3 separate regions of the Homo sapiens genome follow, and regions 2 and 3 are each linked to region 1. Evidence: chromatin contacts called from ENCODE Hi-C or POLR2A ChIA-PET data. All regions are on one chromosome and are shown on one strand. The core of a region is the stretch at or near the end of the contact, and the rest is flanking DNA. Distances in the headings are between cores, read along the strand shown.

What was found. Hi-C counts contacts between places; a loop is a spot of excess contacts on that map. ChIA-PET counts read pairs that join two places held with the same protein, here RNA polymerase II (POLR2A). Pooled maps may share reads with other maps.
Region 2: a pooled map shows a loop between it and region 1 (3-fold over the local background). The contact joins the enhancer-like site here to the promoter of SRSF9 in region 1. A Hi-C loop is called at or near these places in 2 of 50 pooled maps. POLR2A ChIA-PET finds 5 or more read pairs at or near these places in 3 of 52 experiments (BJ, T-cell and activated T-cell).
Region 3: a pooled map shows a loop between it and region 1 (5-fold over the local background). The contact joins the enhancer-like site here to the promoter of SRSF9 in region 1. A Hi-C loop is called at or near these places in 2 of 50 pooled maps. POLR2A ChIA-PET finds 5 or more read pairs at or near these places in 4 of 52 experiments (A673, H1, HEK293 and 1 more).

Annotation. Positions count from the first base shown.
Region 1 is chr12:120,467,742-120,471,503 of GRCh38, forward strand. SRSF9 (serine and arginine rich splicing factor 9) reads right to left here and starts at 2,007. Exons shown (of 4, transcript NM_003769.3): 1 at 1,681-2,007. The coding sequence starts at 1,868. It also overlaps a transcript of DYNLL1 not described here. RefSeq lists silencers at 1,246-1,415, 1,666-1,965.
Region 2 is chr12:120,131,162-120,134,923 of GRCh38, forward strand. GCN1 (GCN1 activator of EIF2AK4) reads right to left here. Exons shown (of 58, transcript NM_006836.2): 52 at 3,372-3,565; 53 at 3,130-3,244; 54 at 765-861; 55 at 24-172. Among named protein-coding and RNA genes, the nearest start is that of RAB35-AS1, 16 kb to the left of the region's middle. RefSeq lists enhancers at 1,687-1,736, 1,947-2,146. Within about 2 kb of position 1,775, at least 3 of the 41 ENCODE cell types and tissues checked have a DNase peak (open chromatin) inside an H3K27ac peak, as active enhancers do.
Region 3 is chr12:120,164,405-120,168,166 of GRCh38, forward strand. GCN1 (GCN1 activator of EIF2AK4) reads right to left here. Exons shown (of 58, transcript NM_006836.2): 17 at 242-317; 18 at 1-91. Among named protein-coding and RNA genes, the nearest start is that of MIR4498, 11 kb to the left of the region's middle. RefSeq lists an enhancer at 2,528-2,577. Within about 2 kb of position 2,092, at least 3 of the 41 ENCODE cell types and tissues checked have a DNase peak (open chromatin) inside an H3K27ac peak, as active enhancers do.

The DNA.
Region 1 (3,762 bases), core at 757-3,256:
GACAATGTAGCGTATCATATAGTAAGTTTGCATTCGAAAAACAGAAGAGGGAGTTCAAATCCATTGATCCCGGCCTGGCGTGGTGGCTCAGGCCTGTAACCTCAGCATTTTGGGAGGCTGAGGTGGGTGGATCACTTGAGGTTAGGAGTTCAAGACAAACCTGGCCAACATGGAGAAACCCCGTATCTGCTGAACATAGAAAAATCAGCCAGGCATGATGGCGGGCGCCTGTAATCCCAGCTACTGGGAAGCTGAAGCGGGAGAATCGCTTGAACTCAGGTGGCGGAGGTTGCGGTGGGCCGGGATCGCACCACAGCACTCCAGCCTGGGCAACAAGAGTGAAGACCTGTCTCAAAAAAAAAAAAAAAATAGTACCTACACCTCATAAATTGTTAAAAATACTAAATACAGGCTGGGCGGGTTGCTCACGCCTGTAATCCTAACAATTTGATCCGCTGAGACGGGAGAATCACCTGAGCTCAGGAGTTCCAGACCAGCCTGAGCAACATGGTGAAACCCCTAATTTATCAATCTAAAAAAATAAGAAGGAAAGAAAAAAAGCTAAATACACACCATGGCACTTGACCCATAGCAACTGTTGAAAAACCACAATGGCACGGTTACTAAATAAGCGAGGCATAGCCTTCTCCGGCTTAGGGGTAAAAATGCCCAGTTCCGGTTTTGAGGCAAATGAGGAGATACTAGGGATGAGCTGTCAGAGTCGACTCTTCAGCCATCAACGCCTCGCGGTGCTTCCTGCCTGCCCTTCCTCAGATGCTCCCCTTGCCCTATCAATACGTCCACCCCAGGTAGGTCGGACACCCTACGAACATTCCGCGTTCCCCGGGAGCAAATGATGCTAGGAAAACAGGGTGCGGGCTCTTATTTGGCCGGAGTGGAGTGACCAGGTCAGCGCCGCAGCTGCTAACCACCACCAACCACAGTTTTGAAAGTTCCTGGGCTTTTTCCGGCCTGAGGGCCGACGCTGTTTGCAAAATCACAAGCACTCCTTAGAGCGGGGTTAGGAATCTAGAGTTTCCAAATCCCTGGAACCTTTAGCATCTCGCCAAGCCTCCCTCATCAAAGGAGGGAAGTGAAATCAGAGCCCCACTCCGGCTGTTTTAGAAGTTTTCCCGAATCCGTGATCCCTTTACAAAGCCCGGGCCCTGGCCTGCGGGGCGGGGCGCGCGAACGGCGAGCTATTCCACCAGAGATCCCTCCACGACCTCCAGCGGCATCCGCGACCCTGCAGCTTGCTCTCCAGCCACGGCGAGCACGGGCCGGGGGAGAGGCGAGCGGGAAGGGCGAACGGCGACCCCCGCGCTGCCCCGCGGCCGCTTCCCCCTACGGTGCTGCCCCAGGCAGGAGGCGGACAAGGCTCATTTGGACCCCCCGAGGCCGGTGCAGGCGGGCTTGGGCCCTCCAAAGGCTCAGCTTTTGGGTTTCTAAGTAAAATATTGGAATAATAAAAATAAAGGAAGTGACGACGGCGCGAAGGACGGCCCGGGCCTGCGAGGAGAGGCTGCCTCATCCTCCACCCGTGAGGGGGCGCCGTGAGGGGTCTGCGCGGAGGCGGGGGGAGGGGAGGCCGGGGGGAGGGGAGCCCTGGGGGAGGGGACAGCAGGGAAGGCGGGGGCCTCAGGCACCGAGGAGGAGAGGGCAGGGGCGCGGGGGCCTCACCGGGGGTCCTCGAAGCGCACGAAGGCGAAGGGCACGAGGCCGTGCCGGTTCTTGAGCTCGATCTCGCGGATGCGGCCGTACTTGTAGAACAGGTCCTCCAAGTCCTTCTCGCGCACGTCGGTCGGAAGGTTCCCCACGTAGATGCGCCCGTCGCCCTCGCCGCCGCGCTCGTCCGCCCAGCCCGACATCCGCACCGCCCGACGCCGCGGGCCCGCCGCAGCCCACGTCGCCGCCGCCGCCTCAGCACGGGTCCCCCCGCAGCGTCCCCGCGGGCTCCGAGGCGCTCAGCCGCACTGCATTGTGGGAACGCGGAGCGGAAGCGAAGGGGTCGGCGGAGGCAAAAGGAGTCCTCTTAAAGAGAACGCGGCTGCGACCATTGCGCGTGCGCGCAGGCCGGCGCCCCCTGGAGGTGCGAAGGGCCTTCGGGCGCTGACAGGGAGAGCCTGGGGCCGGGCCGTGTGGATGCCATCCCCGAGCGCGGTTCGCGCTCGGCTGAGGCGCTGGACAAGTGGCTTGGGCTCCCGCGCCTCAGTTTCTCTCTGTGGCGCCGCCTACCTCACAGACTTGTGAGCACTCACTGACGTGGGTAGCGCCCAGGGCCTGCGGGGCGCAGGAGAGCTGGAGTCAGGCGGAGACCGCAGGCTGACCCCGCAGCGGCCGGGCTGTCGCGGCCCCCACCTCAGGTCAGTAGGCCCCCGGGCCACCCTGTCCCCATTTTACAGTTGCTCAGAACTGACGGTGTCAGCATGAGATGGACTCCATAGCTTGGCCTTGAGTTTGTCGGAGTCGAGGGAGTAAGACTCTTAATGAGTATCACAGCGATCACTATAGAGTGCATCCGACTTGTGCTTTTCATCCTCTCCCGGGCAGAGTCTGAGGCCACAGAGGGGTCAGGAATGGAACCCAGAGCCATGCTCCCATCCTAAGTACTGAGTCCTTATGGAGCTCAGGTAGACACCCACCTTGGCACTTACTTTTCCACATTCACATCCCAGAACGCGGAGCATTGAACCCAGGGACCTTACAGTGAGGCCTTGCACCAGAAGACTTTTTGTTTGTTTTTGATACAGGGTCTTATTCTGTTGCTCAGGCTGGAGTGCAATGGCGCGAACACGGCTCACTGCAGTCTCGATCTCGCTGGACTCAGGTGATCCTCCCACCTCGGGGCGCCGTGAGGGGTCTGCGCTGCGTCCAGCTAGTTTATTTTCTATTTTTTTTGTAGAGAGGCTGGTCTCGAACTCCTGGGCTCAACCGATCCTCCAGCCTTGGCCTCCCAAAGTGTTGGATTACCGGCTTGAGCCCGGCGCCCGGCTGGAATACTCCTAACCTAAAGATTGTTCAGGCTGGGTGCGGTGGCTCACGCCTGTAATCCCAACACTTTGAGAGGCCAAGGCGGGAGGATCACTTGAGGTCAGTAGTTCGAGACTAGCCTGGGCAACATGGGGAAACCCCGTTTCTACTAAAAATACAAAAATTAGCTGGGCGTGGTGGCGTGTTCCTATAATCCCAGTTACGCGGGAGGCTGAGGCAGGAGAATTGCTTGAGCCCGGGAGGCGAAGGTTGCAGTGAGCCGAGATCATGCCACTGCACTTCAGCCTGGGTGACAGAGTGAGACTGTCTCAAAAATAAATAAAGATTTTTCATATTAAAAATGAAACCTGGCTGGGCGTGGTGGCTCATGCCTGTAATCCCAGCACTTTAGGAGGCTGAGGTGGGTGGATCACTTGAGGCCAGGAGTTCAAGACCAGCCTGGCCAACATGGCAAGACCCGCCCCCCTACTAAAAATACAAAAAAAAAAAAAAATTAGCCAAGCTTGGTGGCACGCCTGTAGTCCCAGCTGCTTGGGAGGATGAGGCACGAGAATCGCTTGAATCTGGGAGGCAGAGGTTGCAGTGAGCCGAGATTGTGCCACTGCACTCCTCCAGCCTGGGTGACAGAGGGAGACTCTGTCTCAAAAACAAGACAAAACAAAAACAAACAAAAAAAGGGACTAAAACCACACATTTAATCAGAAGGTAGTTGATTTCTCATTATACCATCTGAGCATTTTAAAATCAAAACAAACCAAAGACTAGACACCC
Region 2 (3,762 bases), core at 525-3,024, 340 kb before region 1:
GGGATATGGCCCGAATGCCTTACCCTGTCCGCCGTGGCACTGCTCAGGATCATTTCCTGAACATCACTGCTATATCTGCCGGCACAAAGTCTGCCAGGAGCCACATTCACAGCCACGGAAAGTGCCAGGCTCCGCCCGTGCCGAACCATCCAGTCAATGCCGGACACGTCCGCTGGGTGGAAGGACACGACTGGGATCAACCGGTATTTTACAGCATGTCCCCAGCACCCATGAGGCCCATGGGCCCACCCCGCTGGAGACCAGTGTGCTGACCCAGAGCACAAGGAAAACTCCAGGCCACATTCACATGGACCTCCCTGCTATCTTGGCAGAAGCTCCCCAAAGTGGCACATTAAGGAAAGTAAGGAAAGCCTGCTCATGAACCACTCCGGGCTTACAGCTGTGTTCTTTGAGCAGAGACACTCAGGGCTACGGGACCACTGCAAATTCAGTATTGTTTGTTTGTTTTAGAGACAGGGCCTCGCTCTGTCGCCCAGGCTAGAGTGCAGGGGCGTGATCAAGGCTCACTGCAACCTTCAACTCTTGGGCTCAACTGATCCTCCCACCTCAGCCTCCTGAGTAGCTGGGACTACAGGTGAGTGCCACCACCCCTGGCCTGGATTTTGCTTTAACTGCTGGATTCCCAAGGAAAGGACAGTCCAGTTGCTAAAAGATCCTCTGAGGGAGGGAGGGAGATGCCCGTCGACTCTTCGCTAGGGCTGAGAGGCCCAGGTCCCTGAAGGGGAACTCTCCAGTGTACTTACCCAGCAAGCACTGCTGTAGAACGGCACTAAGCTCCTCTTCAGTCAAAAAGGCACACAGTTCCCCTAGGCACCCGGCTGAGGAGATGCGAGTGTTGTCCTGACAGGGAAGAGAAGGGAGTGAGGGGGTGCAGGGAACAACACCAGCTGTGTGGGAACCAAGGCAGGCAGCTCTAGAGCCCAGGATGGACAGCAACAAAGAAGGTGGAAAAGCCAACTCAGAGACTCAAGATCCAGTCCTTCCTGTAGGCACTCGTGCTCCCCTGCCAGATTGGGCTGCCACTGGTATGGAGTTAAACATTACACAGCCAGCACTTCACTTAATTATAGAAAACCCCAGTGTGTATGCATATGGTAATCATCCTTGTAATAGCAGTAATAACTGTATTTACATAGCATCTTTCTTCTTAGGAAGGCTGAATGTTTCATATTTATTATCTCAATTACTATCAACAGCCCTGTGAGGCAGGGAGGGGCGGGAGGGGCAGGAGGGGAGGCACCTGCCCCCAGCCACCAGGGAAGCCGGCTAGAGACGGCCACTCTGAGCTCCTTTCTCCCACAGAGTTTGTGTCATCTTGTGGCCAGAATGACTCCTGCTATCTCCCTACTGCATGAGTGCCCCACTGCCACCGAAATTACTTGGGTTCATCCTAGGAAGTCAAACTAAAGCCACTAATCAAGCCAAGGAAGATAAGGAAAGGCAAGCACTTCCTGTTCAAATCAGAGCCAGGTACGCGAGCGGCTCCGTGCTCCTCCCTGGCCAGCTAACTATGGAATACCAAGAGAGGATTTTAAGTTATGTTCCTTATTACAGGTGCCAACTCAACATGTCCCCAAAACAAACCACCAACCAGGGACTCAATAACCCAAAAAGCTAATGCCAGGCTGGCACCCTGAACTGCCACCTTCAATCTGAGTGGAGGTTCAGAGGGTAAGAGAATGGACTGCCAGCAGTTTGGGCCTCTGAGCTCGAAGCAGAAGCCCAGGTGCCAAGCTAAAGCTGGCTCTGACACCGACTCTCTCCAACTTCATCTATTTTAAGCTGCACTGTGGTAAAATGCAAATATGTTTCAATACTAACTTTTGCTTGCACTGTACACATGACTCTGTAGAAGCCCTGAAAGACTGTGACCAAGACAGCAGACTTTCCTGTCTGTCCCCACAGAGAAGGCTGGGGCTGGAGTCCGACAGCTGGCGCCTGGGGACCAGAACTAGGCCTTTGGAGCCATGGGAAGTGCAGCAGCAAGTGTGTGTGTTGCAGGTGTGGGCAGGAGGAGTGTGTGTGGGTGTGTGTGTGTGTCAATGACGTGTAAAACCATGTGAGCCCAAAGGCCCTCTCCTCCTAGATTGGCCCTACAAAGTAAATTAGACCACAACAGAGGGCTGTCTGAAAAGGGAACAGAAAACTCTTCTCCATAGACTCAACTCCCTACTGGCCCCACAGTGCTCGCAGCCAAATATTTGACAGATGCTTCCAGACTAGGTGAGGCTGATGGAACTGGGACAGAACCAGGAGTCCAGGGCTTCTGGTTTGGACTCTACTACTTGCTGGGTATGGCCCAGACAAGTCTCACCCTCGAAAATAGACCTCTAAGACTTGCCACCGGGACACACCCTGGAGACCATTTATCCCACTACACACTAAGTTTCTTGAGGTCTGTGACCACGAGGTCTATGCACCTCTGGGATAGGCCCTTTAGCTCGGCAAATGTTTCACAAAACAATAAATAAACCTCTTCATTTTACAAAAGTGGAAATGAGAGGCAGACAGAGAAAGTGACTTCTTTAAGATCAGAGAGCAAATAGGTGAGAGGTCTGGGTCTCTACAAAGCTTACTTGCCTCATCTATAAAATAGAAATAACCGGCCGGGCGCGGTGGCTCATGCCTGTTAATCCCAGCACTTTCGGAGCCCGAGGCGGGTGGATCACCTGAGGTCAGGAGTTTGAGACCAGACTGACCAACATGGTGAAACCCTATCTCTACTAAAAGTACAAGTATTAGCTGGGTATGGTGGCGGACACCTGTAATCCCAGCTACTCGGGAGACCGAGGCAGGAGAATCGCTTGATAGGAGGCGGAGGCTGCAGTGAGCCGAGATTGTGCCACTTCACTCCGGCCTGGGTGACACAGCAAGACTCAGCCAAAAAACAAACAAACAAACGGAAATAACCAATATATCCACAATACCTGCCCCGTTTCCCTTGAAACCCGAGGAAATGTTGGTGAAGCATACAGGGTGATAGAAATGTCAGGAATGCTTATTACTACTGAGCTGTACTGGTTCTAACACAAAGTGAAGAACTCAACCTAAGGAGGAGGAGGGAAACCAGTGGTCCAGTGCTGCCACTAGTCCTGCCTGCAGCCGTACCTCATCGTGTCCCAGCATGCTCAGCAGGAGTGAGACGATGTTTTTCCGGATGACGGCATCCACTTTGGCCCCTGCTCCCTGAATCACAAACCTCAGGGCCTGCAGCATGGTGTCCCTGCAGAAGCAATGCACCGCCTTAAGCCCTGGGTGCCTCCACCACCACCCCTCCTGCCAGCGCAGGCTCGGCCCACAGCAACCCCTGGCCTCCTGGAGGCCACAGTGCTCCCTTGCCAGCGCCGTACCTGACACCTGGGTCCTCCATGGCGCGGATGCCATTGAGCAGCTCTGTGAAGAGGGGGTCCACCTTAATGTGGATGGAAATGAGCTTCCCCAGAGCATCTGCGGCCTTCAGGCGCACCCCCCGGTTGGAGTCCTGCAGGGCTTTGGTGAAAGTGGTCTGCAGCTGGGGCAGGAAGGGCTTCAGGGCAATCCCAACCTGTGGGAGGAACCCACATCCATGAAAGACAGTTGTGGTAGACCCAAAGCCACAGTGTACCACAGGCATGAGAACAAATGACAATCCCAAACCACCACAGCGAGTCCAGCTCTCATACAGGGCTGGGGACAGATAGCCCGTCAGAGAGGCCAAACACAGACAGGTTTCGCTTGGCCTCCTGGTCATATCCAGCATGC
Region 3 (3,762 bases), core at 842-3,341, 300 kb before region 1:
GGACAGCAGCTTCCGAACTGTCTGCTGAGCCTGCCTGCGGACGTGCCAGGTGCGGCTCAGGAGCACCGCCACCAGAGCCCGGTGGTACTGCCTGCAAGCACAGGGACAGACAGGTCTGGGGGAAGGCCAAGAGCAGGGCTTTCCACAGCCAACCCTTCCACCTGCCACACACCCTTTCTCGGGTTCCTGCCAGCCTTTGCCTCATTTGGCCCAAAAGAAAAGGTAAGCCAGCCTCACGTACTGAACTTTGTTGCCAGTGAGTCTATGCGGGTGGTCAAGGAAAAGTCTCTCTGTCAGATGCAACACAGTACACAGGGCTTGGAGGGAAGAAAAGGAATGGAAGTGTTTTTAAAATAGTTAAGTGTACACATACATACCAATACCCAGAAATAACTGGAATGAACTGAAAATTAACACCAAAATATAAATGTGATTATCACTCGAAGTGAAATTACAGCTTGTTTTTTTTTTTTTGCTTATGCACACATGTATTTTGGAATCAGTAAAGTATATACTATTTTTATTTATTTTATATATAATATACACACATATACACATATATACACATATATATACATATACATATATACACATATATACACACACACACACACACACACACACACACACACATATATATATATATATTTTTTTTTTTGAGAGACAGTCACGCTCTGTCGCCCAGGCTGGAGTGCAGTGGCACGATCTCAGGGCTTACTGCAAGCTCCGCCTCCCAGGTTCACACCATTCTCCTGCCTCGGCCTCTCGAGTAGCTGGGACGACAGGCACCCGCTAATTTTTTTATATTTTTTAGTAGAGACTGGGTTTCACCATGTTAGCCAGGATGGTCTCGATCTCCTGGCCTCGTGATCCACCTGCCTCAGCCTCCCTAAGTGTTGGGATTACAGGCGTGAGCCACTGCACCAGGCCAAATTTTGTATTTTTAGTAGAGACGGGGTTTCACCAGGTTGGCCAGGTTGGACTTGAACTCCTGACCACAGGTGATCCACCTGCCTCGGTCTCCCAAAGTGCTAGGATTACAGGCGTGAGCCACCGCACCTAGCCTATTTTTACTTTTTTTGAGACAGAGTCTCGCTATGTTGCCCAGGCTACAGTGCAGTGGTGCAGTCTTGGCTCACTACACCCTCCGCCTCCCAGGTTCAACTAATTCTCCTGCCTCAGCCTCCTGAGTAGCTGGGATTACAGAAGCCCACCAGCAAGCCTGGCTAATTTTTTTTTTTCTATTTTTAGTAGAGACGAGGTTTCACCATGTTGGCCAGGATAATTCTGAACTCCTGACCTCAAGTGATCAGTCCACTTCAGCCTCTCAAGGTGCTAGGATTACAGGCATGAGCCACCATGCCAGGCCTATGTATTTTGTTTTCGTTGTTGTTGTTGTTGTTTTGAGACGGAGTCTTGCTCTGTCACCCAGGCTGGAATACAATGGTGCAATCTCGGCTTACTGCAACCTCCGCCTCTTGGGTTCAAGAGATTCTCCTGCCTCAGCCTCCCGAGTAGCTGGGATTACAGGCACCTGCTACCACGCCCAGCTTATTTTTGTATTTTTATTAGAGACAGGGTTTCACCATGTTGGCCAGGATAGTCTCGATCTCGACCTCATGATCTGCCCGCCTCGGCCTCCCAAAGTGCTGGGATTACAGGCGTGAGCCACCGTGTCCGGCCCCAGCCTATTTTTTTTTAATAATTAAAAATTACGGCCAGGCACAGTGGCTCACGCCTGTAATCCCAGCACTCTGGGAGGCCAAAGCAGGCAGGTCACCTGAAGTCAGGAGTTCGAGACCAGCCTGGCCAACATAGTAAAACCCCGTCTGTACTAAAAATACAAAAATTAGCCAGGTGTGGTGGTGTGCACCTGTAGTCCCAGCTACTCAAAGAGGCTGAGGCAGGAGAATTGCTTGAACCCGGGAGGTGGAGGTTGCAATGAGCAGAGATTGCACCACTGCACTCCAGCCTGGGCAACAGAGTGAGACTGTCTCAAAAAAAAAAAAAAAAAAAAATGCCTGATCCGGTGGCTCACGCATGTAATCCCAGCACTTTGGGAGGCCAAGGTGGGCGGATCATGAGGTCAGGAGACCAAGACCAGCCTGGCTAACACTGTGAAACCCCATCTCTTCTAAAAATACAAAAAATTAGCCAGGCGTGGCGGCATGCACCTGTAGTCCCAGCTACTCAGGAGGCTGAGGCAGGAGAATGGCGTGAACCCGGGAGGCGGAGCTTGCAGTGAGCTGAGATCGCGCCACTGCACTCCAGCCTGGGCGACAGAGCGAGACTCTGTCTCAAAAAAAAAAAAAAAAAATTACTAAGGCCAGGCACGATGGCTCATGTCTGTAACACCAACACTTTTGGAGGCTGAGGCAGGAGAATTGCTTAAGCCCAGGAGTTCAAGGTCAGCCTGGGCAACATGGTGAAACCCCCGTCTCTTAAAAAAAAATACAAAAATTAGCCAGATGTGGTGGTGTGCACCTGTAGTCCCAGCTACTCAGGAAGCTGAGGTGGGAGGACCACCTGAGACCAGGGAGGTCGAGGCTGCAGTGAGCCATGACTGTGTCACTGCACTCCAGCCTGGGCAACAGAGTGAGATCCTGTCTCAACAACAACAACAACAACAAATTACTATGGAGTTATAAAAAGAGGCCGGGCATGGTGGCTCATGCCTGTAATCCCAGCACTTTGGGAGGCCGAGGCAGGTGGATCACCTGAGGTCGGGAGTTCGAGACCAGCCTGACCAACATGGAGAAACCCCATCTCTACTAAGAAAAAAAAAAACAAAAACAAAATTAGCCTGGTGGTAGTGGCACATGCCTGTAATCCCAGCTACTCAGGAGGCTGAGGCAAGAGAACCGCTTGAACCCAGGGGGAGAGGTTGCGGTGGGCTGAGATCATGCCACTGCACTCCAGCCTGAGCAATAAGAACGAAACTCCATCTCAAAAAAAAAAAAAAAAAAAAGAATGATGAAGTTCATTATATACTGATATGGACTCATTTCCAGGTCTAGAAAGCACAGTACATACGGCAGGCACACTACCATTTGTGTAAAAAAGGTACAGAACAAACATATACAGGTATTTACTTGCATATATATAAAATATCAAGGCTACAGAAGAAGCTAATAAAATTGGTTATCTATAGCCGAGGAACTGGGTAGCCAGAGATCAAAGCAGGGGTATAATTTTCAATGTAGACCCTCTTGTATCTATTTTTGAATTACATTAGTCTATTTCCTTTTCAAAATTTAGCTAAAAATTTTTCTAAAACCAGGAAATGACTAACAGTTGTAGCTCATTAATGGGATGTTGCGATTTATGAGTCAAACGACTCTTCAAATCACCAATTAGTGGCAGACACTCCTAAGGCAACGTAGAATATTAAACACATATTTAAAATTCAACTGTTCCTTTTCTGCCAGGATAGAAACCAGTAGTTTTTGTGTCTCTTGGTGGGGGAGTAGAGCCTGCCAGACTCCACAAGAGCTTCTCAGCTGCCTTAACACAAGAAAACCTCCGAGACAGCACCAATTACCCAATCAGCTATAATTACAGCTCATGTCGTAGCTCCACAGCCATTACTGCTCTGTCTCCACACATCTCCCAAGTCCCATTTCCCTAACCTTATGTTCCCTACAGGAATGAATTTATTCCCACAACAGCTAAGCTGTTGGCCAGATCACTCTGGCCCAGGTTTTTGCAGACCTGACTGGTTGGTCAAGAAAGGGTCCTCTCTGAAGATTTTCCAAAGAGACT